Linked DNA regions of Homo sapiens: region 2 is linked to region 1. A link is a loop called in an ENCODE intact Hi-C map of the cell type or tissue named here. Cell type or tissue: gastrocnemius medialis. All regions are shown on one strand. Each heading gives the region's core, and the rest is flanking DNA. Links, peaks and the distances in the headings are about the cores only. Region 1 overlaps WDFY3 (WD repeat and FYVE domain containing 3). Region 2 overlaps WDFY3 (WD repeat and FYVE domain containing 3).

Region 1 (11,422 bases), core at 3,289-8,288:
AAAATTAGCCGGGTGTGGTGGTGGGTGCCTGTAATCCCAGCTACTCAGGAAGCTGAGGCAGGAGAATCACTTGAAACCAGGAGGCAGAGGTTGCAGTGAGCCGAGATTGTGCCATTGCACCACTCCAGCCTGGGCAACAAGAGCAAAAACTCTGTCTCAACAGCAATAACAAAAGGCTATGTACTCATCTCTGAGCACAGGTGGAATGGCTATTCAAAGATGTGTCATTATTAGGTTTCTCAATTTTTATCAGTCTTCAGTTTGTTAAAGAATAGAGGTTTCTGGCCGGGCACAGTGGCTCATGCCTGTATTCCCAGCACTCTGGGAGGCCATCATGGGCAGATCAGTTGAGCCCAGGAGTTCAAGACCAGCCTGTACAACATGGCGAAATTCCTATCTCTACAAAAAATACAAAAATCAGCTGAGTGTGGTGGCAGGCACCTGTAGTCATAGCTACTCAGGAGGCTGAGGTGGGAGAATCACCTGAGCTCAGGAGGTTGAGATAGCAGTGAACCATGATTGCGCCACTGCACTCCAGCCTGAATGACAGAGTAAGACCCTATCTCAAAAAAAAAAAGGGGAGGTTTATTTAACAGGTAACATAGATTATTTAACAAGTAGTATAGGTTAATTCTAAGCACACAACATTTATCAAAATCTCAGGAAAAAAATGTGTTGAGGAAGTATTGAAAAGTACAGTTTATTTTTTGAGATTTTGAGATTATTACAAATTATTCATTTGTCAAACTATTGAACAGACTAGGTGTCTGGAAAAAACGATACCCTTGTAGAATTTATTTATTGTTTTAGCATTTTCAACTTAATTTGAGGGAGGTTATAAGAAACATGTAAGAAACACATTTTCTATTAGAAGGATATTACATTGTTTGTTATATTCTTTTATTGGGATCTTTGGAAGGAATTGTTTATATTATGCAGTAATCCCTCCTTATTCATGGTTTTGCTTTTCATGGTTTTGGTCATCTGTGGTCTGAAAATATTAAGTGGAAAATTACAGAAACAAACAATTCATAAGTTTGAAATCTGACACCATTCAGCTCCATCCCTCCCGGGATGTGAATTATTCCTTTGTCCAGTGTATCCATGATTTATGGGCCACCTGCCCAATAGTCACTTAGTAGCAGCCTCAGTTATGAGACCTATTGTCCTGGTATCAAGCTGCTTGTTTTCAAGAAACTCTATTTTCCTTAATAATGGCCCCAAAGTGCAAAAGTTATGGGGTTGGCCACTTGTGTATGCCAGAGAGAAGTCCTTCCTTTAAGTGAAAAGGTAAAAGTTCTTGACTTAATAAGGAAAGACCAAAAACTGTGTGCTGAGGTTTTTGAGATCTATAATAAGAAGGAATCTTGTATTTGTGAAATTGTGAATAGTATATTATTACAATTTTTTTACTTTATTATTATTGTTGCCAGTCTCTTACTGTGCCTAATTTATTACTTAAACTTTATCACAGGTATGTATTATAGTAAAAAATACAGTGTTTACGGGCTTTGGTACTATCCGTGGTTTCAGGCATCCAGTGGGGTCTTAGAACTTACCTCTCACAGATAAGGGGGGACTAGTATAATATGAGGAATAGAACTACTTCCTTAAATATATATATTTTTTCATGCTAAAGGCATTGTGAATGATGTGATTGATCAGGTTTTCTCTTCTGTATCTTTGAGCCAAAATTTGTAACCAATACATGGAAAATATAGAGGTCTTTCCAGTCTTAGATTTTTATTTAGTTTTCTTTTCCAGTCCATCTCCCTAGCTGGGTCTTTTATTTGCTTGTTTGTTTTGTTTTCCTTCTTGATTTTAGTTTATGTTCTCATGTTCTCCTTCAGTGCTCCCTGAATGTTCTCTAGAATTTGATTGTGAGGGCAGTCAGCATATAAATAAACAACCATATTTAGGGAGCATTACTATAAAAGGCAGAGTGTTGGCTTGGGAGAATATGAAGTTGAGTAAATTATGTTTTCTCCTTTTGTAGTGACATTTCAATAGGTAATAATAATATAAATTACTGTGTAATGACTGTTAAAAGGGAGAGATACTATAATAGCCTTAGAATATAGAGAATTTCCTTTCAGCTATAAAGAATATTCTTTAAAATAATACCTCAGGATATATCTAGTTATATACCCATTAAAATACCATTTCTTTTCTTATGATGGTCTGTCCAGGTTTCATTTTCTCAAATTCTCTTTGCTGAACTCATACCCATTTATTTTTAAAAATTATTTATTTTAGGCAGGATATAGTGGCTCACACCTGTAATCCCAGCACTTAGGGAGGCAGAGGCAGGAGGATAGCTTGAACCCAGGAGTTCAAGACCTGCCTGGGCAATATAGCAAGAACCAGTTCTCAAAAAAAAAAAAAAAAAAAAAAAAAAAAAAAAAAAAAAAAACAGATAAATAAAATTAAAAATAAGAATTATTTATTCTAAAGCTCATTTATTTTAAAATTTGTGTAAAAACAAGTTTGTTTCATGACCCTCCCATTTCTGTTTTCTAGTTTTTTTGGTAACAGCCTTGTTTTGTAAATTATTGTGATTAGACTGAGGAAATTCTGAGACATGAAATGAGTTTAGTGAATTCTGACGTCAGCCTGGGATTTAGCAGTAGAGCTGCTTTTCACCATCCAGTGTGCCTGTACTCCATCAAAGATCCTTTATAACTTTTCTCTAAATTCTCAAATTAGCTTTCCTCAGAAAAATGTTGGCTGGATGTGGTGGCTCACGCCTGTAATCCCAGCACTTTGGGAGGCTGAGGCAGGCGGATCACCAGAGGTCAGGAGTTCAAGACTAGCCAGGCCAACATGGTGAAACCCCATCTCTACTAAAAATACAAAAATTAGCCAGGCATGATGGCATGCACCTGTAGTCCCAGCTACTTGGCAGGCTGAGGCAGGAGAATAGCTTGAACCTAAGGCAGAGGTTGCAGTGAGCCAAAATCGTGCCACTACACTCCAGCCTAGGCGACAGAGTGAGAATCTGTCCCCCCCAAAAAAAAAGAAACGTTATAATTTCTAATGTTTTTCGTGAGATTGATTCAAATTTTATCAATAATGTCTATGGGTCTTAGATTTCATTTATTTAATCATTTCTTCAACAAATTTATATGTAAAAGGAAATGTGGCTAGACATGTGATTTATTGAAAGCGTTGTATTTTCAACATATTAAGATTCAAAGTAACTGTGTAGGTAGACTTTTCTGGACTTGATTTTCAAGTCATACCACACTTGAAAATTCACAAAATAAAAAGAAAAATTTGTCAGTGCTTCATTAACAATGTCTTTTCTTATCTACAGGTTTTTGGAAATGCTCCGCCGAATACAATGACAGAAAAATTTTCTGATCTTCTGCAGTTCACAACACAAGTCTCACGACTAATGGTGACAGAAATTCGAAGGAGAGCATCAAACAAATCCACAGGTATTTTTACAGTAGCCAGCAAAAACTGATTTGTTTGAATGAACAAGCAGTTCTGTAAAAGTCCCATTAAAATTAAATGGAAAACAGACCTTGTTCTCAGCACATTGAGTTCATTTACCCATTCCCTTTCCCTTTCTTAGAGTCACATTCTTTTCCTGGTTTCAGCATCTTCAACTCTCCAGTAGTTCTGCTCAAGGCTACTCTGCCTGGACCACTACCACTTCCACCCTAACCCTTTAAAATACTCTGTTTCCCTTTGAGCAAAATACAAATTCCTCAGCATGAAATTTAAGGCAAAGCTATCATCTGGTCTTTTTTTTTTTTTTTTTTTTAGCATACCCTGCTCTATTGCTTGTTTTCTTTTCTGTATTTCAACCAAATCCAGCTGTCTGTAGTCTTCAAACATGTGTATACTCTTATTTTAATCATTTACTTAGAATGCTTCACTGAGGAAGGAGAATCTTTCCTCATTTCAATATGTCTAAATGTCAGCATGATTAAGTCATGCTTCCTTGATGAAATGCTTTTTGATTTCTTTAGGCAAAGAAAATTTTTTTCTGTTCTGAACTACTGTTTTTCTTCTCAACCTCCTGGGTGGTCATTGTGCATGTGTCTTGATCTTCCCAGTAGACCATAAGCTACTTAGGGGTCTCTGTGTCATCTGTAGTAGTTGCTCTCTAGGCCAGTGCACAGCTGCCATTTTAACATCACTATTCACATTGTCCTGGGATGCCTTTTCATTTTTTGGGGGTGGATTCTGTTTCCTGAATCCCTTAATTCCTAATTTTGGTAAAGCATATTTTCCAGCAGCTTTATAAAAAAGGATACAGGGGAGTTATTAGGGTTTTGTTCTGCTTGTTGTTTTAGACATACCCTGAGTTAAACATTTTTTGACTATTGCTGTGAAAAATGGGTTCTTTTCTTTTCAGTAAGTAAAGTGATACCTTTAGCCTGACAACCTTTCAGCTGCCAGGACTTAGAACAAATTCCACTACATCATACAGCATGATTATTATAGAAAAGGAAATGTATTTAATACAAAACCAAGGGTCAATAAGAGACAAGAAGACACATATCTACGACTCTCATGATCTCACAGATACATGTGCTGGGGAGATGTGCTGAATACACAGCTGTGGTTTACGTTTAAATGGAGAGATACTTCTGTCTCCTCCTCTCCATCCCCCATTGTTCTCCATTCCTAAAGGACAAGCTCAAGAGTAATCTTGTTAGTAAAGAGACATTTAAACTGCCTATGACTTAGGCCATTGAATACTTGTTAGATATTTATAGGAGTTGTTTGAGAATGCTAGCTGTGTAATCCAGGAGGTCCTCTTAGCAGAGATTAGAAGCTACTAATTGCCTGGGAAAGTTGACCATGGGTTGAGATGGTCAGTGGTGGGTGTCTTAGCTCTGTCCTTCCATGCAGCCCAGGATGAGCACTCAGGGTCATTTTGGAAAATCTTGCTGCTTGCATTATTATCAGTCATCCTTTAAGTAAGTATCAGGTTCTGTGTGGGAAATCATTTTGTCTCAGAATTTAAAAAATTTTCTTTTATAATTTAGGCTCTTACATTGTTATTGAGAAATCGAAAGCTACGTAGATTCTTGATTTTTTTTTCCTCTGTGACCTATTTTTTTTTTTCTAGAAGCTTTTAGGATCCTCTCTTTGTCCCTGCTTTTCTAAAATTTCATAATAACATGCCTTGTGGTAGACCTATTTTTATACATGTGCTGGGTACTCATTGAACTCTTTCAGTCTGGTTATTCATATCCTTTAATTTGGGCAAAGTTTCATGAATTGTTTAATGATATCCTCCTCTGTTTTCTCCTTCTAGTTAGATGACCTCTTAGACTGTTCCTCTCATTTTCTTATCTTTCTTCTCATTTTCTATCTTTGTGTTTTGACTACTTGCTAAGAGAACTCCTCAATTTTATCATCTATCTCTTCTATAGAGTTTTTTTTTTCATTTGTGACATTATATTTTTCTCATTTTAAAAAATGTTTTTCATTTCTAAGTGTTCTTTCTTAACTGGTTTCTATTATTTTGGGGCTGCATTTTCTTCTTACCTTTCTGGGGTTTTTTTTGTTTTTTTTTGTTTTTTTTTTTGGTTTTTTTTTTTTTTTGGGACGGAGTCTTACTCTGGCCCCCATGCTGGAGTGCAGTGGCGCGATCTCAGCTCACTGCAACCTCTGCCTCCTGGGTTCAATCGATTCTCCTGCCTCAGCCTCCTGGGTAGCTGGGACTACAGGCACGTGCCACCATGCCCGGCTAATTTTTTTTTTTTTTTTTTTTTTAGTAGAGACGGGGTTTCACTGTGTTAGCCAGGATGGTCTCTATCTCCTGACCTCATGATCCGCCCGCCTCAGCCTCCCAAAGTGGTGGGATTACAGGCATGAGCCACTGCGCCCGGCGGTTTCTTGTTTTTCTTTCAGATTTTTGTCTCCATAAATAATCTGTTTCTTTCAGGTTTAATAAAAAGGTTTTTTTATCAATTTGTTTTTGTCTTTGTCTCTTATGTTAGAGAATGTCCATACATGTCTCACCCTTGATCATCTGCTCTTACATAAGAATGGAGCATTAAAAAGCTTTTTAATTGTGTGTGAAGCTTGCAGCTGTGGGCTGCAACATAAGATGATCTTGCTAGGCTGTTTTTTTGGTGATCTTTTTCCTAAACTAAGCAGGTGCTCAGAGAATTGTCCAGTCTCTGCTTGGAAGATATATGCCTGACTCAGCACTTTGGAAGCAAAGTAGGGGAAAGGTTTGGAGACCTCAAGCTTTAGTATATAAGCTTTTATTTTACCTTTGTATGTCCACATGGTGCCTTGTGCCCCTCAATGCGTACTCCCTCTCTTACTCTTTTCAGTGAACAAACAAACCTCTGGTCTAGGGCCCACATAGTAGTAGGGACCTTGGGTCTAACTGCTCTTGAACATATTTTCCACCAGTCCTTCTCTGTGTAGTTGCTTATTTACTTCTGCTTCCAAAGGTGCATTGTGCCACCAATTCCTGAGCCTCTCAGGGGTTCTTTGGTAGTTTGGTTGCTTTTCCACTTTTCCTGAATTACTTCAAGATTCTAGGGTTTGCTAATCAGTAACCGTGAATCTCTCTGCTATTTTAATATCCAAAATTTCATTGCTTTCACTTATTCTGTTCTTGTTCTTAAAAGTTTATACCTTTTAAAAATACGTTTACAAGCATTTTAATGGATGTATTCATCCATTTTCACAGTACTGTGAGGAAATACCCACGCTGATGAAATTAGGTATCCCCATTCTTTCTTGAATGACATACTAGATTAGGAAAAAATTCCTAAAACTTATTTATACTTGCCTCTGTTACTATATTTTTAAATACCTAATCTGCATGTTTGTAGAAAGATATTTTGCTACAGTGGAGATTTGTTTTCCTAACTCCCTTTATGATTTTACATCCACAGGGCAATTTTTTAGATGTAATGAAAGATGTCTTAAATCAAGTAGAAGATGTCTCATTGTTAATTACAGTAAGAATTACACAAGTATTTTTTTTAACTTTTAAGTTTAAAATAATCGTAGACTCTTAGGAAATTTCAAAAATAGTAGCTAGGATCATGTGCCCTTCATCCACTTTTCCTCATTGATGACATCTTATTAACTAGGGATTTTTTAAGATACATTTTTTTCATATTGTGTAATTTCACATAATTTTTAGTTTTAAGCTTGTGAAATTCATTAACCTTTGAATCCTATGATATTCAATTTATTTTGTGTGTTACTTCCTCATGAAAGATCTTTCCTAAGTACCGTATCTCAAATAGGTCTTCTATCCTGTGTCCCCACACCCTTTAGTATCTATTCAGTCACATTGTATGTTAACCTTCATAGCTTTGTTATCATCTGAAAGTATTTTATTTACTTATTTAATTTTATTGTCTGTTGTGTTCACCCGTGTATTAATAGCACCTAAATTTTTACTGATTTTGGACATAGGATTTCTCTGCCTTTTTTTTTTTTAAATGCTTTGAGAATTGGAGTAGAGTTAGAAGGGCCACCCTTCCTGATTTTTAGGAGAGAAGAACATAATTCTGGAGTGTCTCCTCAGTTAGCCTTACCCTGGCTATGGGAATCCTTGTTTTTTTTCTTTCATTTTTAGTTTAGAACATTGGAAGATTCTTTTGGTCAGTGTTGTTATCAAAAATACATTCATGGAGACTTTGTGACCTATTGATTTTTCTAGTAAAAAGTTCTAGATTTTTCAGGGCCTAAGTATATCCTAAATCATCCAACTCTTAATATTTCATCTTTATTTTTTATTTATTTTTATTGTGCTTAAAAAAAGCACTTAATATGGGATCTACCCTCTTAACCAATTTTTAAGTGTGCAGTACAGACTGTTAACTATACATACCATGCTGTACAGCAGATCTCTAGAGCTTTTTGTGTCTTACATGACTGAAACTATACCCATTGAACAGCAACTCCTCATTTCCCCCTCTCCTCAGCCCCTGGCCACCAACCACCATTCTGCTTTCTTCTTCTGTAAGTTGGACTACTTTAGATAGCTCATATAACCTTTTATTTTATAGGAGGTTATCATTGAAAAGAATTTTGTCTTAATTTACATTCACACACTTTTTCTACAAAAAAACAGGTGAAGTGAACCTTTTATTATTCCTTTGAAGGTTGGCTGTGTTCGTTGTTCACCAGAACAAGATTATTCTTCCAGTACCCCTCTGAATTTGCTATGGAAGACTTGTTATTTTGGGTGTTACCTAATCAGCACCCACAGACACAGCCTTTTTTTTATCAGATTACTTGAGATATGGGCTGTAGATATCTCAGTAGGAAACAAGCTTATGTGCAGTTCTGTTGTTTACATCTATCTGAAGTTTGTGAAAATGGAAACCTTTTAGGGAATATCAAGTTGCAAAATGGATACATGGATGATTTGTTATACGTTTAGGTCAAGTCACAGTCTCCTTGTCTCCCTTAATTCTTTCTTGGTCCTTTGCCTCCATGTGGCTTTTGCTGGAAGTAAGTAGTGACTCAGTTAATTTGACAAAAACATAATGTTGTGGCCAGATTGTATAGAGGGTGTATCTTAAGATTTTCCCCCATCTCTTCTAGTTAGCTCAGCCAGTTCTAATTCTGCTTAAGTTTAAGGGCACATGGTCAATTTATATCAGCAAAGCAGAAAATTCCTACCTGCATAAAGTAGTATCTTTAGTTTATTATTAATGTTTTTCTACATGCTAGGTGCCACTGTTAAACCTAGTAGTGCAATCCCCAATATGGGCAGCAATCCAGCAATGGAGAGACTGGATGATGTTGACCCCAGTACTCTTGTGGTGGGATTAGTGGAATTTAGTGAATCCCTACTTAGACAACCCAGCCTTTTTTTTTAAACAGAAAAACAGTGTGCCCTGCTGTCCCCCAAGGATTTCAAAGCCACAACACCTTCAGGTAATTTCATTCCCAAGATGTGGTTATATATTGTCAAATGAAAAGAAGCATGGAAGCTGTGAGTTCTAATATTGTTTTTCTGACTAACTTGTGGAATTTTTTTTTGGAGGGGGCAAGGGTGTTTAGGGCTTCGTGTCTTCATTAATTAAATAAGTATAATAATACCATTAATGTGACTCACCATCATTGTGAAGCATAAATTTGAAAATGGAATACGCTTTAAATGGACTTTGCAAAGGAAAACTTGTATTTCACTTATTAACATGTTTTGCATTCTGGTTGTTCTGAATGCTAATTGAATTCGTTTGTTTACTCTCAGTGTAGGCTGAGAAATTGCATTTAAGATTGTCCGCATTCTTTACTTATTTAATGAAATCCTGGGCTTTATTAACTTCATTTCTGGGTTTTTCATTCTAACTATATGTATTGAAATGCAGTGTGAAAGATAAAGCTTGAATCAAATGATTGACAACTCTAAAGATAGGTTAATATTAATATATTCTTTCATTAACTCTTAAAAACTTAAGTTAAATCGTTTATATTTGAATTTGTTAAATATTATTGAAATTAAAAGACCCAGTATGTTTCTGACTAGTAGTGGGCATTTTTTACCCAAAGTTTTAAGAAACCATTTGATTTATGGAGGTTTTATTTAAAATTCCTTGCTAGTATACATAATTTTTTAAGATAGCACTAAATGCTATATACTTTTAAAATGAGCTGCTTACCTCATTTAAAATAAAACGTGAGGCTGGGCACAGTAGCTCACACCCAGGTACAAGTAATCCCAGTAGTTTGGGAAACCAAGACAGGAGGATCACTTGAATTCAGGAGTTTGAGACCAGCCTGGGCAACACAGCGATACTCTGTCTCTACAAAAAAATTTTGTTTTTATTAGCCAGGCATGGTGGTGCATACTGTTAGTCCCAGCTACATGGGGGACTGAGGCGGAGGGATTGCTTGAGTTGAGGAGATTGAGGCTGCAGTAAGCCGTGATCGTGCACTCCAGCCTGGACAATAGAGTGAGACCTTGTCTCAAAAATAATAAAATAAAAAGTGGGAGATGCCTTTGAAATATTCTTAATGACACATATTGAAATTGGTAGGTGAAAATAAAAGTTATTTTTTTACAGTGATACAGTTATGCTATTCTTTACAAAATAGTAAAATATATTTGTTATGTAAAGATAGTTTGTTTTGTCGATGGAGTTTGGAATCTCCCTGTATCATTCAACCTCAGCCCTATCCAGATCTCTTTCACTGACTAGCTATGTGATTGTAGGCAAATTACTTATCTTCTGCATTTCTCAACTTATACTATTGTAAGGAATATATTAGTAGAAAATAACTCACAGGGTTCTTGTAAAGGTTAAATGAGTTAAACCCACAAGTACTTAACACAATGCTTGATATATAGTTAAGACTCAATAAAAAGAATCTGTTTTTAAAATTTTCGTGCTAAAATGTTCCCTCAAATGGAAGTTTACAAAGATGAAACTTTGCCCAGCCCAGAATCATGTGTAAGTCTTGTATTCAGTTATCTAATAAAACACTTTTATTTTATGTTAAGTTGAAGAAAAAATACATCTAAGATAACCTAAATCTTATTTTCTACTTTCTACTTCTTTATGAAGTGTGTTAAGTATACATTAGTTTTTTGTTTTGTTTTGTTTTTGAGACGGAGTCTCGCTCTGTTGCCTAGGCTGGAGTGCAGTGGTGTGATCTCCGCTCACTGCACCCTCCGCCTCTGGGTTCAAGTAATTCTCCTGCCTCAGTCTCCCAAGTAGCTGGGACTACAGGTGCCCACCACCACACTCGGCTAATTTTTTGTATTTTTAGTAGAGATGGGGTTTCACTGTGTTAGTGGCCAAGATGGCCTCGATCTCCTGACCTTGGTGGCGTGAGCCACCAAGTATATGTTAGTTTTTACCCAGTTAGTTCCTAGTGAACAAATTAGACTTACTTCTTTTTTTTTTTTTGAGACAGAGTCTCACTCTGTTGCCCAGGCTGGAGTGCAGTGGCGTGATCTTGGCTCACAGCAACCTCCACCTCCTGGGTACAAGTGATTCTCCTGCCTCAGCCTCCCAAGTAGCTGGGATTACAGGCTCATGACACCACACCTGCCTGATTTTTGTATTTTTAGTAGAGATGGGGTTTCTCCATGTTGGCCAGGCTGGTCTCGAACTCCTGACCTCAGGTGATCTGCCCGCCTTGGCCTCCCAAAGTGCTGGGATTACAGGTGTGAGCCACCATGCCCTGCCAAATTGGACTTCTTTTCTGACAATTTTAACTCCTATCATATGTTACTGTAAAAATTGGCAAGCCATGCTGATGAAATTAGATACAGATTTAGAGACTTCTCCATTTACTCTTCTCTCTAATAAGAAATATAATCAACTAAATTTACTTTTGAAGATTCTTCCAAGTCTGCAGTTCTGTGATTGGCTGTCTTATGTATTTCACGTTTCTCTCTTCCTACTCTGAGCTACTCAAGTTATTCCTCTGTGTATTACTTAGGAAACCTCTTATTTCCCTC
Region 2 (11,422 bases), core at 4,314-9,313, 97 kb after region 1:
AATGTTCTGGATAGAAATGTTAACACATACTGAATTACTTCCTTCTTTGTTAATGCAGCATGTTTATCAGTTGCTGATTTTGCACTTACTGTTATATTCCTCTTCTCTTAGGATTCAACGTGGGCAGAAGTGCTGGTGGGAGATCGACGGTCAGGGAGATTAACCGAGATGCTTGTCATTTTCCTGGTTTTCCAGTCCTTCAGTCATTCCTTCCTAAACACACTAATGTCCCTGCCCTCTATTTTCTCCTCATGGCCTTGTTTCTGCAGCAGCCAGTTAGTGAGCTGCCTGAGAACCTGCAGGTCAGTGTGCCTGTCATCAGCTGCCGGAGTAAGCAGGGTTGCCAGGTAGGAATTATCTAGCAAGGGGTGCGTGAAATTACGTATTCCAAAGAATCACCGTAGGATAATGGATAATCACTGTAAAACCAACTGTCAATTCCATCACTTTCCCCACATTTAAGGTTTGATTTGGGACAGAAAAATCTGAAAATACCACAGAAAATTTTCCCAAAAAGTCCTTTGTCCCTATTTACAATTTTTTCCTATATGATAACTCTGTATATTATAGATGCATAAAGACTCTGGATGATATTTAATGGTGATCTAAAGAACTCTTTTGTTATATGATTTATTTTATTTTATTTTATTTTATTTTATTTTATTTTATTTTATTTTATTTTATTTGTGAGACAGAGTCTTACTCTGTCACCCAGGCTAGAGTGCAGTGGCATGATCTCAGCTGATTGAAAATTCCACCTCCCGGGTTCAAGCGATTCTCCCACCTCAGTCTCCTGAGTAGCTGAAACTACAGTCAGGCGCTACCCCGCTGGGCTAATTTTTGTATTTTTAGTAGAGACAGGGTCTCACCATGTTGGCCTAGCTGGTCTTGAACTCCTGACCTCAGGTGATCCACCTGCCTCAGCCTCCCAAAGTGCTGGGATTACAGGCGCGAGCCACTGTGTCCAGCCTGTCATGTGATTGATTTCTGCAGAATTAAAAATGAAAGGAGTGGCTTATATACCATAAATTAAATATCACTCCTCGAGTGGGTATGACAGGATTCTCAGTGCAAATTCGGATTAGGAAAAAAAAATTACTTAATGATAGATAGCATCCACATTGGGAAAATAGTAAGACTTTACTTGACTTCTAATTGAAGACTGTTAAAGATGTCTGTATATAGCTTATGTTTGTGGCACTGTAGGAATTTAGCTTTTAGACTCAACTACACTTCCATCCTAATGCCAAATGCTATTCAAATCAATTCTAGTAGTTGACAAAATCTTTTAAGTGTAAACACTTGAGTCTGTGCCCTTAGATTAAATTAAGATACAGATTCATGCCTAGCACAGTTGTATTGGTTATGCAATTTTTCAATATCCATGGTGCCATAGTCATAAAGTTTATATATAAAACTGCTATTAATAAGTCTTAAATTAATTTTATTTTATCAGATTTATCTGTAAGTAATCTAAAATTAAAATACTGCTGAGAATGGGAAAGAAGTGAGCTTAATGTGCTTTGTTTAAAAGATCTTGCTTAAATTTATTTGTTCTATAATTTTATCTCTTGGCTAATTAACATGTATTTTATTTTTATATTCTTTAGGAAAAAGGTAGAAAGCAATGTTTTTAACATAGGTACCTAAGGCAGAATGCAGAATGATACACAGTATTCAATTTTTTATATCTATAAAAATGAGTTTTAAAATGTAGGATGGAAGGGTACTAGTTCTTTATGTCTATATCATTGGTTACTTTTAAAAACAACAAAAAACTAGTTTCAAAGAAATTTTAGCCTATTAGAACTTATGAGGGTCTCTACTGAAAAATTAGTGGTGGCTAATATTTGCTCCCTTTCACCTCTGCAGTTTGATTTGGATTCCATTTGGACATTCATCTTTGGAGTTCCTGCCTCCAGCGGAACTGTGGTCTCTTCTATCCATAACGTATGCACAGAAGCTGTTTTTTTATTATTGGGAATGCTCCGCAGCATGCTGACTTCAGTAAGTTCACTCAAATGCCCAGGCCTATTGAGAATTCCTCCTGCCTAGGATACTTTTTTGTAAATAGAGGAATTTTTTGGTAACATAACTACTTTATTTACTGCATGATCTCTGGAACTTCAGACTCTTATGTTAGACAAAATTATATCTAACGTAAGAACAGACTGTGTAGTTGTTAAGACCGTGCACTCTGGAGCCCTACCTGGGTTAAAATCTCACCTCTGGTACTTCCAATCTATTATCCTCAGTTATGTGCCTCAGTTTCCTGGTGTTTAAAATGCCGACAATAATAGCATGCATCTCTTAGGGTATTTGTGAGGAATTAATAAGATAGTGTATACACATAAAGCACTTATAAACATGGCTGATACATAATAAGTGCTTCGTAAGTATTAACTTATTAATGTAATAAAATATATAATAATGAGTACATATATAATGAGTACATATTTGTAGTATATGTTATTACAATAATATGTTATTTCAACTTTTAAAGTCACTTTCATTTAGAGGTCAGAAATGTTAACAATACAAGTTTCATTTGATTTTGTTTTTGCTTTTGTTCTGCTCTAATTATGTCTAACTTAGAGATGAAGAATTGAAAGAGTAAAAGACAGAACTGATGTTCCTGTTGATCTGACAGGAATACTGTGAATAATGACCAGATTTGTTTATACAATTTAGGATTGTGTTGTAACAGGAAATATTAACTTGACTCCTTGAATTACATGTACCTGACAAATCTAATTTCAGTCAAAACTATTGTTGTATCATCTAAGAACAGAACATTACCATTAAATGTATTAATTTAGAATGTTTTAGGAGTCTCGTTTTGGTGCCTATTCATAAACAACTATAAAGACATAAGAAAAGTTTTTTAAAAGATACTCTCTGGGCAGGTATCAGAAGATATACATTGTTCAAATATACAGTATTCATTTTTTTATCATCATCATTGTTGTATTACATAATGCTTAAGAGTGAGGCTCAGAAAGGTGAAGTAACTTCCCTACCTTTTATCTTACTCCTAACTTAGCATGATGCACGATGGGGCAACATTAATGGTAATACAGCCACTTTGGTACCACCAACACTCATGGTAATAATAATGAATAATCAAAACCACTGATTCTAGTTAGCAGACCTGCGATTAATCTAATGATTAGACAATGATCCTATCAGTTTCTAAGGGGATTTTTTGTTTTAGCTAGTTTCTAAATTTCTTTGCATGTGTGTATACATGTGTGTTTGCTCATATGTGTGGTTTACAGAGTTCTGGACCATCAATATATCCAGTTTCATAAGAATACTGAGTAATGGATTTTTAAAATAATTTATAGCAGTGTCAATAACTGTAACATAGTGTTTCCTCTCATGTCCCCATAACAGCCTTGGCAATCAGAAGAAGAGGGATCTTGGCTCCGAGAATATCCTGTGACCCTGATGCAGTTCTTCAGATATTTGTATCACAACGTGCCAGACCTTGCCTCCATGTGGATGAGCCCTGACTTCCTGTGTGCATTAGCAGCCACCGTCTTCCCCTTCAATATTCGCCCTTACTCAGAGATGGTAGGAAAGGGGGAGGAAAATGTCAGAACTGGAATTAGAATGTCAGAACTGGAATTAGTCTGTTTCAATGGTTAGCAGATTTTTTTTGACAGTCTTTTAAGTTTCTGACCAAGTTACAGTTTCATAACTTTATACATCACCTCTTGCATTATTGTCCGGTGTCCCCAGCTCCCCACAGTTTCCTTCTGCTTTCTCCTAAAATCACAGTGAACTCTACTTCCTTTTCTCATTCACCATATTCTTGTAAGTCCCTTGTTAGTAATTTCCCTTTTCAAGTAGTTGATTCATTTATTTTACGCGATGCCAGCTGTGTAGTTGTAAAATGTTCTTTTCCATTAAGATAACTCTAGTCTGACCAAATTTATTTATTTTTTATTTTAGGAAGTAGGTATTTGCTGGATTTAACTTTTGCCAATAAATTATAGGGTTGAAAGCAAATGTTGGTCCTTTCTTCCGCCTGACTTTTCTTTTTTCATTAAAGTTTTATTTTGCTTATTTTGTACTAACTTAAAAACTATTAGATTATAATCACATATAGTATAGATACTCTTTTGTTCTTTAAAATAAGCCCAAAAATGCTGCCTGGTTTCCTGCTTTGAAAATGTATTCACGTGGAAATTCACTGAAGCACATTTTTGCAGAGGGCTTGCAGGATAGTTTCATAACTTTAGAGTCTAAATACTATTCATTACAGTAACTAATAGTTCAGTTGACATAAATATTGGTGACTTTTCAAAACGAATGAACTACTGTAGTTTACACAAAACCATATAGCAGGGGCTTATCACTTACTTTTGCACGTTGATGTTGATTAGCTAATAAACTGTAAACATAAAACAGGTTTAAAAATAAATAGATAAAACACACCCAAAAGATAGTTATTCCTCCATAGTACTTCAAAATTTCATGATGTTTCTTCATATTTCCACCATATACTCTAGGACCTGGGATAAATGACCTTCTTTATACTAATTTTTCTCCATGTATAAAGGTACAATACTTATTCTAAAATGGTGGGGATTTTTAGGAGAAAGGCAAATGTGACACATGACCTTAATACCTTGGCTTGTTTATAATTTTAGAATCCTTATTTTTGGTTTAAAAAAAAAAGACCTTCAATAATATATCAATATCTTTTCCTTGTCAGCATCTTTTTTTTTTTTTTTGAGACGGGGTTTCGCTCTTGTCATCCCGGCTGGAGTGCAATGGTGGCACGATCTCGGCTCACTGCAACCTCCACGTCCCAAGTTCAAGCGATTCTCCTGTGATTCTACTGCCTCACCCTCCTGAGTAGCTGAGATTACAGGCATGGACCACTACGCCTGGCCAATTTTTTTGTATTTTTAATAGAGATGGGGTTTCGCCATGTTGGCCAGGCTAGTCTCGAACTCCTGATCTCAGGTGATCTGCCTATGTCGGCCTCCCAAAGTGCTGGGATTACAGGCGTGAGCCACTGTGCCTGGCCATCAGCATCTTATAATTTGTTTGCTAGTCTCGCTCTGTCACTTGGTTCAAAATTGGCACCAATATTGTTGTTTTTTTTTTAAATTTATTTGGGGTTTTTTTAACCTATAATAAATGGATCACCCCTTACATGCTACCATTATGCCAGATTTTTATGTGAAATTCTGTGACATTTGACTTCACAGTAGGGGTAGAGTTCAAATATGGAAACATATTTATTCTAATTTTATTATTCCATATATTTTAAGTGCAGTTAGCCACAATAGACATACAATTCAACTTAAAGGTGACGTATTGTTAGTGGTCAGTCAGAAACACCATATGTTGCGTAACCATGACATATGGTGCCAGATTACTACCTTGAAAGGAAGGGTCGAGTAAAGCAGAGTGAAATAATGTGCTGAATAGCTTAATAGGTGGAAAATGCTGCTGCTCCAGTTTTATTTTTAGGAAACACAGAAGTAAAAATGTCAGAGTCTAATGTGATTACCGTATCTTTCCACTTGATTTTACTAGGTGACTGACCTTGATGATGAAGTTGGATCTCCAGCAGAAGAGTTTAAAGCGTTTGCAGCAGACACAGGGATGAACAGGAGCCAATCAGAGTACTGCAATGTGGGCACCAAGACATATCTGACCAATCACCCGGCTAAAAAGTTCGTTTTTGACTTCATGCGGGTCTTAATCATAGACAACCTCTGTCTCACTCCTGCCAGCAAGCAAACTCCACTAATTGATCTTTTGTTGGAGGTAAAGAAAAAGAAACGCATTTACATCTCTTTTGCATTACTTTTTAAATTAGAACATTAGTAACCAAACAAGTTCTATAACAAGGATTTCTAATTCCTCTTGTTTATGTGTAGGCAGAACATGTTATAGGCTGTGGAAAGTTCTTAATCCCACATGTGCTTTAAACCCTATCAGTTTGTTCTTTTCCTTCCCTCAAGGATGTCTCTAATTCAGTCCTTTATCATCCTTTCTCTAAGAGCTGGCGAACTTCTTCTGTAAAAAGCCAAATAGTAAATATTTTAAGCTTGTGGGCCATACGGTCTCTGTCACATCTGTTCAAGTATGTTGTAGCTAGAAAGCAGCCATGGACAATACGTAAGAGAATGAGCATGGCAGTGTTCTGATAAAACTTTATCTACAGAAACAGCACAGGCTGGATTTGGCCCACAGGCCATAGTGTGCCAACCCCTTCCCTGGACATTAACAGTGCCTAGTGGCATTGTCTTCTTACCTTATAATTTCCTACATCAATTTCTCTTACCTGTCATTGCCAGGTATTACTGTTGTCAGTGTCCTGTGCAACTTAAGACATGGTGCATTGTACAGAACAGGTGCCCAGGATGTACTTGTTAAATTCCCCAAGGCAGCAAACTTCTAGGTTGGCTGCCTGCCCATTCTCCTGACAATTGATATGAATCAACTGATGCATCAGAAAATGAGAGTGGCTCTAAGCCTTTAAGTGACCTCATTGCTGCCTCTAGAAATTAGCTATCCCAGAAAAGCATTAAAAAATGTTTACCTAGAAAAGTCTGAAGATATCACAGAGAGAAAATTTAATACAATGTAATTAGTTGCATATACATTAATGTTCTTTTGACCAATTCATATAAATAAGGTCAAACAGTCCATGCCAGGGGCTCTGAAAATAACATGTTTTATGAAAGAGTAAATCTGTGGAGAAGACTGCTTTTCTCCCTGAGGAACTGCACTGTCTCTCAGCAGTTTGACAGCTGAACCTGAGATTTTTTTTTTTTGTGCTCCCTCTAGTGGCTAGTACAGTTAACTTATAAATAGAAACCTGAAAACCACATGTTTATCTTATTCATGCGAAAGTATCTCAATTTGGTCAATTTTTTTTAAAATCACTAATGTAATTAGGGTACCAGTTATGCTAAGCATTTAACCAGGATGACAGTGTTTAATAATGGCAGGAGAATAATTGGTTTCCTCACTAATGCATGTGGTAGAATTAAAAAGCAGGCCCAATGGAACGTCTCCCCTTTGGAAACTTTAAAAAGCTCTAAGAGAGATGACCAGTATCTTACTGTATAGGGTAAAAATTTGAAGCATTTTATGAAAAAGTGAAATAGTTTATTGGAAAATAATAGGATAAAGTCCAGAAGAGATGTGTGCAAGAAAGCATAACTGATCAAAAAAGGAAAATACATACATGAAAGATATGGAATGACTGGAAACATACAGTGATAGCATTTTCAAGCTTCTGGTACCTGAATAGCTAATTAATTACCCATATTTAAATTGTATAATTGCCCTTTATTTTTGTTTTCTATATTTTTTAGTAGGAAGAATTTGATATATAATAACATGTATTAACCTTGAAGTAAGGTTCTCTTTGTTGTGGGCATGAATTTGCCCTACGGTAGAATAGTGCTTCAATATACTAGCGAGTAGGAGTACAGTTCAGGGAAAAGCAGGGGGTGTCAGGATTGAAGCTTCCAGATAGATTATAAACTGCTTAGAGAACAACTTTCATGTGTTCCTTCATCTCTCACAACTTTTAGCACAGTGCCTTGGTGTATTCTGTCAGTACAGTAAGTCCTCACTTAACGTCATTGATAAGTTCTTGGTAGCTGCAACTTTAAGCAAAATGATGTGTAACAAAACTAAATTTTTTTCCTCGTCAACCTTATAATAAAACTAGGTTGAAGGAAATGATGTTATTTGAGGACCTGCTGTACATTGTTTCACTTAAAGTTGCAGTTGCCAGGAGCCTGTCAATGACATTAAGTAAGGCTTAGTGTATTTTTGAATCATTTAACTATTAACTTCATCCCTGGAAATTCCCAAACAGGAAGATAGGATACTATCTAATAAAGAACATAGAAATTTACTTTTAAATATTTTGAGTATCTTTAATATACATATGCAGAATACATATACAAAAAAAATTATATTAATGAAATATTAACATTCTATGTCTTCCAATGGTGTAACAGAATAAATTATAAACATATGATTTTGAAAATTATGATTATGAAGTCTTTATCCATGAAGAGATTCAAGAAGAAAATTAGGTTGAGCATGGTGGCTCATGCCTGTAATCCCAACACTTTCTTTGGGAGGTCAAGGCAGAAGGATTGCTTAAAGTTAGGAGTTCAAGACCAACCCGGGCAACAGGTGAAATCCCATCTTTACAAAAAAATTAGCCATAGCCAGTGTTGTGGTGCGTGCCTGTATCCTACCTACTGGAGGCTAAGGTGGAAGGATCGCTTGAGCCCAGGTGTTCAAAGTTGCAGTGAGCCGTAATTACACCACTGCATTCCAATGCATTCCAGCCTGGGTGTCAGAGTGAGACCCTGTCTCAAAAAAAAAAAAAGAGAGAGAGAATTATCTTACATATTTACCATTTACCTTTGTGAAGGAAGGGGCTTGAACATCTGAGTCCAGTAAATGTGAACCAGAGCATCTTCAGTCCTATGAGTGTTAGAATTTCATCATAAAAGTATCTACTTACTTGATTATACCTACAAAAGAACATGTAAAATTATCTTCATTAGCAGTAAAATTCATTAGCATAAAAGTAGGAGATTCCCATTCATATAGACTGGCTTTAGTGTGACTGAGGCCAAATACAAGGGAAGTAGTGTGGTGTGGCAGAAAGCTAGAGCATGGGTTTGAGAGTAAGAAGTGCCTGGGTTTAAATTCTGGCCCTGTTGTTTATTATATAAGCATTTTCATCTTCCCAAGCTAAATTCATTCTCTAGAGAATGATATTATTTACCATCTCTCTTACAAGATTATTGTGAGGATTAAATATATGTACATCACCCAACAAAAAGTATTCTGAGGAATTACATGTGTGCTGGATATAGCTGTGTGGCCTTGACCAAGTTCAATTCTCTTCACATCTATACAATTTACACATCTGTAAAATGATATAAAAGTGAACCTCTCTCTGAGAATTATTGTGAAAACTAAATAAGATTTAATATTCATAACACAGTGCCCAACACTTAAACATACTCAAAAAATTGACTACGTGGCCTGTGTTGGCTTCTACAAGGGTGCCTGGAGACTCTTCTCCTAGCTCCTGTTTATCAGTGCCCTGTGCTGTCACCACCAGACTTCTCATGAAGAGCCAAATGAATTTGCTGCAAATAAATACCGTGGCAATGGGAAGAAAGTGCATGAGAACAGCTCAAACAGATTTGTGTATACCTGGAGGTAAAGATAATGAAACTGAGAGGGTGCTGACTTGGAGTGCGTGTTAGTCCAAGCTCACACTACTAATAAAGACATACCCGAGACTGGGTATGTCTTCATAAAGGAAAATTTATAAAAATTTTCCTTTATATAAATTTTATAAATTTATAAAAATAAAAATTTATAAAGGAAAGAGGTTTAATTGACTCATAATTCAGCATGGCTGGGGATGCCTCAGGAAACTTACAGTCATGGCAGAAGGGGAAGCAAACACATCCATCTTCACATGGTGGCAGCAAGGACAAGTGCAGAATGAAGTAGGGGAAAACCCCCTTATAAAACCATCAGATCTCATGAGAACTCACTCACTATCACAAGAACAGCATGAGAGTAACCACCCCCATGATTTAATTACCTTCCACTGTGTCCCTCTCATGACTTGTGGGGATTATGGGAGCTACAATTCAAGATGAGATTTGGTAGGGGATACAGCCAACATAAGCACATTGCTATGGTCTGAGGAGTTCACTGGACTCTATGCCAACCATCTTCTACAAGAGCTCCCCATTGTCATACATCAGAGTGAAACCCACCCTGAGGAACTACAGGGAAACAAGCAAAAAACAATGGCAAATTGGGCAAAGAGAGCACCACAAAGTAACTCAGAGAGGAAAAATCAGTCAACAGGCAGACTACAGTCAGAATCAGGAGTCTCAAAATCCTATCTTTAAAGGCTTCCAGCCCATTACAGAAACAGGACAGAATTCCAAAGGCCTTCCTTCCATAGCCACTGTGCTGTCTACCCATGGGCAGCAGATGCGTAAGGGCTGTCTGGCCTGTGTGTGGGACACAAAGATCCTGGGTAGTGTCCCCAAGACCTTAAAAAGGAGACTGATGGATATGTTGACTGGCTTTGCTGTTTTCACCAGGAAAACAGATCTGACCACCAGAGTCCAGAGCAGATCACCGTGCCTGTCCTGCCTTCATTCTGGTTGTCTGGTGGGCCAACCAGTCTTATCTAAAAGAGTGATGAAGAGATTGTAGCCCACACTTTGCAGATTTGCTCTTGTGCTTTTAACTTTCATAAGGAGATTTTAGTAGAGTGGGGAGAGTATGACATAACTGGTGAAGCCATGGGCTTTGGCTTCACAGAAACTGAGATTTGAATCCTAGTTGTGACTTGACCAAGTGACTTACTCTCTCTAAGCCTCAATTATTTCTAAAATGGGGATGTTAGTATCTATTTCAAGGGTATTTTCCTGACTATATGAGATAATGTATATATATAAGCCCTGTGTCTGGCACAAAACAGTAGTCCAGTGAATTGTTTAAAAAGAAAAAGAACACCTCCGAGACAATAATGCATGCTTTCATAAAATGTTAAGTCCTTGAAAAGTTAGACTGCTATACATCTCAGTAAGAACATCAAACTAGGCCACTAGGACCAGTAACAAGTGTAAATTCTGGGTCCTCATCATTCGTGTAACAGTTTTATTGAGATGAATCAGAAGATTAAATGCCTGTTGATGACTGAGCCAGTGTTAAATCCTTCTGGAATAAGAAAGAATATTATTTTAATAAAAATAAATGTTATTCACCAAGCATTTCTGTACGTTTAATAGTCCCTTTGTTTTACAGACTTCAAAACTTTTTCTAGTTAAGATTTGATAAGCCCTACTCATTACTAATCTCATTAACCACCTTGAGTTGATTATGAACCTGAAAGAGTAGCTTTCTTTTTTTAAGACAGGATCTTGGTCTGTTGCATAGTCTGGAATGCAGTGGCACAGTCATGGCTCATTGCATCCTTGACCTGCTGAGGTCAATCAATCCTCCCAACTCAGCCTCCCAAGTAGCTATGACTACCGGCACACACCACCATGCCAGAGATTTTTTTTTTTTTTTTTTTTTTTTGGTAGAGACAGGGTTTTGCCATGTTCCCCAGGCTGGTCTTGAACTCCTGCGTTCAAGTAATCCACCTGCCTTAGCCTCCCAAAATACTGGGATTATAGGCATGAGCCACCGTGCCCAACCAGGAGTACCATTTTTTTCAAAATGTTTATGTCCTTCTGTGACTGGACAGCTTTATTCCTTAGCAAATTATGATGACTCAAGCTATTGGAAAAAATGGTCTCTGATATAAGGAAAGCCTCCTGGAACTATCAGTCTGCTGTTAATCACTTAAAAGTCCTCACATCCTCTTCAGTTT

The links. Peaks named below come from ENCODE experiments on the same cell type or tissue, not always from the same donor. Only the 100,000 strongest peaks of a DNase experiment are listed, where the experiment ranks them.
Region 2: it touches region 1 in a loop (3-fold over the local background); 1 of 110 quality-filtered maps calls a loop at or near these places.

The regions. Positions count from the first base shown.
Region 1 is chr4:84,841,920-84,853,341 of GRCh38, reverse strand. WDFY3 (WD repeat and FYVE domain containing 3) reads left to right here. Exons shown (of 68, transcript NM_014991.6): 5 at 3,317-3,440. Among named protein-coding and RNA genes, the nearest start is that of WDFY3-AS1, 51 kb to the right of the region's middle. In gastrocnemius medialis, for the core only: no CTCF peak of the experiment used is centred there; no DNase peak of the experiment used is centred there; H3K27ac peaks cover 3,335 bases.
Region 2 is chr4:84,745,851-84,757,272 of GRCh38, reverse strand. WDFY3 (WD repeat and FYVE domain containing 3) reads left to right here. Exons shown (of 68, transcript NM_014991.6): 33 at 112-347; 34 at 1,873-2,007; 35 at 3,397-3,576; 36 at 5,557-5,790. Among named protein-coding and RNA genes, the nearest start is that of WDFY3-AS1, 45 kb to the left of the region's middle. In gastrocnemius medialis, for the core only: a CTCF peak has its summit at 6,835 (motif pointing left); no DNase peak of the experiment used is centred there.